Linked DNA regions of Homo sapiens: region 2 is linked to region 1. Evidence: chromatin loops called from intact Hi-C (ENCODE). Cell type or tissue: CD4-positive, alpha-beta T cell. All regions are shown on one strand.

Region 1 (2,500 bases):
GCAGCATGCACTCATTAGAATAGCTAAAGTTAGAAAGATTGATAATATCAATATTGACAAGGAGAGCAACTGGAACTCTCCTACACTATTAGAGGAAGTGCCGTTAACAGCTCCGTCACTTTTCACTTTCTCAGTATCAGCTGAGAAACTGAAAATGCACATATCCTATGACATCAATTCATGCCTAAGAACACACCCAAAAGAAATCTCTGCATCCTAAAGCATGAACAAGAATATTCATTATAGCATGATATGTGAAACAGCCCAAAATTCCTTCAACAGTAGAATGAATAAATACTACTTATTTATTCATATAAATTATGGTACAGTGATACGATAGGATACTCCCCAGCAACAAAAATTAACTGCTATTACAATGACATTGATGAATCTCACAAGCATAATGTTAAGGGGAGCAAAAGCCAAACTTAAAAGGAGACCTATTGTGTCAGCACACTTATATAAAGAACAGAAACAAACAAAACTAATCTTTGGTGTTAAAAGTCAAGATGGCAGTCACATTTGGTGAGGGTGGAGATGTTAAGAATTAGGATGAGGCACATGGTTGTCGGGGGGCCTCTGATGTGGTGATGTCCTATTTCCTGACTAGGGTGGTGGTAACAGGGATGTGTTCACTTTGTGATTGCTCACTGAGTTACATTAGCAGAGCACCATGCTGCAATTAAAAGTTTGGTTTGAGCTGGGCATGGTAGCTCATGCCTGTAGTTCCAGCACCTTTCCAGGCCGAAGAGGATAGATCGCTTGAGGCCAGGTGTTTGAGACCAGCCTGAGCAACATGACAAAATCCTATCTCTACAAAAAAAAAAAATACAAAAATTAGCCAGCCATGCTGGGGTGCACCTGTAGTCCCAGGCACTCAGAAGGCTGAGGTGGGAGGGTCGATTGAGCCCAGGAGGTCAAGGTTGCAATGAGCTGTGATCTTGTCACTGCACTCCAGCCTAGGCAAGAGAGACCCTGTCTCAAAAAAAAAAAAAAAAAAAGTTTGGTACGTTGGTTTTTTTTTTTTTAAGTTGGTTTTCAGTCCCTGTGAGAATTTTTGGTTTCCTAATTTATAATTAACACTTTTCAGTGACCTCATTTTTTCCTCACCTTGTCAATTTTACCATATTTTAAGAGACATATTTTTACCCATAACAGCCTCTTTGATTATGCTATTAATCACCAAGGAAAAAATATTAAGTACATGAAAATATTGATCCAGAAATGGTTATTTCTTGAACTTCCACTGTGTCTGTAATTTACCTGGCTCATATGGGTTATTACCTTTTCATATTCTATTTTTCAATTTTTCATTAACTAATTTGCCTATTTTATCTCAGTTATCTCCCTTCTCCCATGAGGATATTGAATTTAACTGGGCATAAACACCACTGCTAAAAGAATTATAGCTAACACCTGGCCTGGTTTATATGCCAGTCTATTTTTATATCCCCAGATCTTAAAAACATCACCTTTAATTTCCATCATAATAAGGCATTTTCCACCATTTGTTTCATCAAGTAGTACTGTTTGCATTCAATTAACAGCTTCTATCATCTCATTTTTTACTCAGTCTTTGGGACAAGTCAGGTGATCTACAATAAAGAGCACCACTATTTCCTGTTCGCCAGGTGTGAAAAAGAAAAAGAAAAAAAAATACATATATATTAAGAGAAAAAGGAAAAAAGAGTACCTCCACTTTTTTACACTCATGTTTCACTGTTTTATCCATTCAATCTTGAAAAATAAAAGTATACTTTACCACCTCATTCACTCACTCAGTGGTTCCCAAAAAAGGATGCTAAATATGTTCTAGTAAGCCAATAAATACACAAGTTTACTTCATCTGACAATCTGCCTTCTCAAGCAACCTCCAAGAGTATATTGCATCATCAAATCGCAAATGTTTTATTATATGTGAGTGTGATTTTCAGATTCACATGAAAATGTAATTTCCTCCCATAGATATTTTATAAATTTTTGTTTTAAAATTACTTATGCCTTCCTCACATACAGGACCACTTTACCCTCATCTGCTTGTTCATATATCTTTCTTTTACTCTGGAATTATGTTCCAATCATCTTCTTCCCATTAAACCCCTGCTGATCAGATATGCCGTTAAGGGTTTCAAATCTCCTGTTCAGTAATCCGTGACCAAGCAATGAAATAGGACCACTTCTCACACCTGGTTTTGTGTGGCTTTTCTTGCCTGTTATCTATTTGCTACACTGTTGACTGGTCTCTTGACAGTTGAACCTGAGTACCCTATTGCTGTTGCTGTACTGCAAACTGCTCCATAATTTAGTGCCATAAAACAACCACAGGATTATTCTCATCGATTGCCTGGTCCAGGAATTTCAGAGCACAGCAGAGACACCTGGGCTATGCTCCATGAAGCCTGGTGCTTCATGTGGGAATACCTGAAGGCTGGGGGTGACTCAACAAGGACCAGAGTCATCTAGAGGCATCTTCATACACACATCTGGCAGTTGATGCTGG
Region 2 (2,500 bases), 230 kb before region 1:
GGGCTGACAGTCTAGCATTTGATCCCCTGGGAAAATTTGTAGGCTTTAGTAAATGAATGGACCTTGAAGTTTTCCTTTGGGGGAGAGGTGCTATTTAAAACTCGGCAACAGCTGAATGCTAATGTACAGCAACAGCAGGAGCAGTGAAAGTTTGCTGCCATGCCTGAGCTAGGCCCCTAATTAATCAAACTCCCTTCCCTGTCCGCAGTCAATGCATTTTCTCTAATTTAGTTCAGTGCCACAGAGAAGAGTATATTCCTGCTATGAATAGAGTTCTAAAAGTTTACAGATTCTGAGGGTGGGAAGGTATCTTAGGTCCGCTGAATTCAAAAGCCTATTCCATGACATCAGTAATTCACTCCTTGATGCGTGGCCAAGCTGCAGGTGCCAACCTTCCTGCGTGGGGTCCCTTAACACAAGGGTGGGAAGGCCCCAAGCTATGTCCAATGTGTAGACAGCTCCTGGTTGATCCACCCAGTGGGACTCTGGGTCAAAAGAGGGGAGCCAGAGGCAGCAGGGATAACACAGCCAAGGTTTGTGGCTGGAACTGAGAGAGGATGCTGGGAGACAAAGGATAAGTGAGTGAAGATTTTAATGAGGAGGAAATGGTAAATGCAGGCATCAGAGATAAGGTGAGATGGCATAGAATGAAGTCCTCCCACCACGTTGAGCAAAACATCCCTCTTAGATGCCCACAGGTCCCACAGGTCCCAGGGGATTTGCAAGCCAGGGTGAAGTTTTCAGGGGTCCAAACTATCGCTAACAATGAAGGAGAACTTAAGGGGAAAATAAAATACCATTGAAAAATACTGAGAGAAGCATTGGGTTGGGCGTCAGGAGGTCTGTTTTCCAGTTCTGACCCCACCACTTGAGCCATTTGGGTAAGGGACTTAATCAAAATAGAGTGGTTTCATAGCTGTCAAAGCACTCAAAGCTATAGTCACTCAGCAGATTCAGTGCCAAATGACTTTCTGTTAAAGTCGTTCTACTTAGAACCCCCCACTTTGATCAAAAAGTTAACACATAGCTGACCACAAACCCCAAGCACTTTGGAAGGTGAGACATTGTCAGATTGCTGTGATAAGTAAATAGAGTACAGTGTGAAATTTCTAGAGGGCTGTCAGAAGAGAAGGCCTCTAACAGGAAATGCCGAAAGATCCTCCCAGTAGAATTTTTTTTTTCCCGGAAACTTCCTAAGAATCGCTCTAAATGTCACTATGCACAAACCCACTTGATCATCTCAATGGAACTGCGCCTTTCAGAAGTTCGACTGCGGCCCCAGCTATTGCTCTGAAACCCATCGCTGTGTTTGTGCTGAGACCTTGCCTCCCCAGGGCTGCTTCCAGCTCAAAACTGAGCATGACCGAGACTGAGACAGGCCCATTCCTCGGAAATGAGGGCCTCCTCTGATGCCCAGCTTTGACTAGGAGCCAGAACTATGTCTCAAACTGATGACTCTTTTGGCCCCTTTGACTTCCTGCCCACCTCAGACATTTCCCAAAGAGATCTCTTGCACATCTTATCCCATCTTTTTTTTTATTTTCTTTTTCTTTCTTTTTCTACTAAATAGATAAATATAAATATATATTTCTATTAAATATATAAATATAAATAAATATATAGTTCTATTAAATGTATAAATATAAATATATATTTAATTATATGTTATAATTAAATATATAGGAATTAAATTATAATTAAATTGTTTTAAAATTATAATTAAATTATAAATATATAATAACTTCTATATGTTTAATTATATATTATAATGTATTTCTGGAGAGAGAGAGAGAGAGACAGGGTCTTGCTCTGTTGCCCAGGCTAGAGCGCAGTGTGTGATCATGGCTCACTGCAACCTCAACTTCCTGGGCTCAAGCCATCCTCCCACTTCAGCCTCCCAAGTAGCTGGGACCACAGGTGTGCACCATAGTGCCTGGCTAATTTTTCTTTTTTTTTTTCTACTTTTTATAGAGGCAGAGTCTGCCTATGCTGGCCAGGCTGATCTCAAACTCCTGGGTTCAAATAATCCTCCTGCCTCAGCCTCCCAAAGTGCTGGGATTACAGGCACAAGCCACCATGTCCAGCCTTCATCCCATCTCGGTGCCTGCTTCCTGAAGGGCCTGGACTCACATGGCTTATTAACCAGTTCATAACTCATCGAATGAATGACTTTTTTTTTCGTTAAATTGTTTAGCCTTTTCAGGCAGAGCCACCAGCTCAGTCTCTACATAAATACAGTATTAAAAGTTTCACCCAGCTAAGCCAAAGTAGACATTTGGGTCTGGAACTAGCAGTGGGTCCCCTTTCTTATATCTGCGTTTTTTTGACTAATTTGCATTAAGGCTTAAAAAGTTTCGGGGACTAGAACTCAACCTGTATTAATAACTGGGGGCCAGGCATGAACAAATATGACTAGCAGACAACTGAAGGAGCAAAGAGAAACCAGGTTAGAATGAGGCACTAGGTACCTCTGAACATCCACCTGTGAACTGAAACTGTC

The links. Peaks named below come from ENCODE experiments on the same cell type or tissue, not always from the same donor. Only the 100,000 strongest peaks of a DNase experiment are listed, where the experiment ranks them.
Region 2: it touches region 1 in a loop (2.5-fold over the local background); 1 of 110 quality-filtered maps calls a loop at or near these places.

What each region holds. Positions count from the first base shown.
Region 1 is chr14:24,463,665-24,466,164 of GRCh38, reverse strand. All of the region lies in intron 2 of LOC101927045 (a long non-coding RNA gene), which reads right to left. Among named protein-coding and RNA genes, the nearest start is that of SDR39U1, 22 kb to the right of the region's middle. In CD4-positive, alpha-beta T cell, no CTCF peak of the experiment used is centred here; no DNase peak of the experiment used is centred here.
Region 2 is chr14:24,691,741-24,694,240 of GRCh38, reverse strand. No RefSeq gene overlaps it. Among named protein-coding and RNA genes, the nearest start is that of GZMB, 59 kb to the right of the region's middle. In CD4-positive, alpha-beta T cell, no CTCF peak of the experiment used is centred here; a DNase peak (open chromatin) is centred at 1,040; H3K27ac peaks cover 973 bases.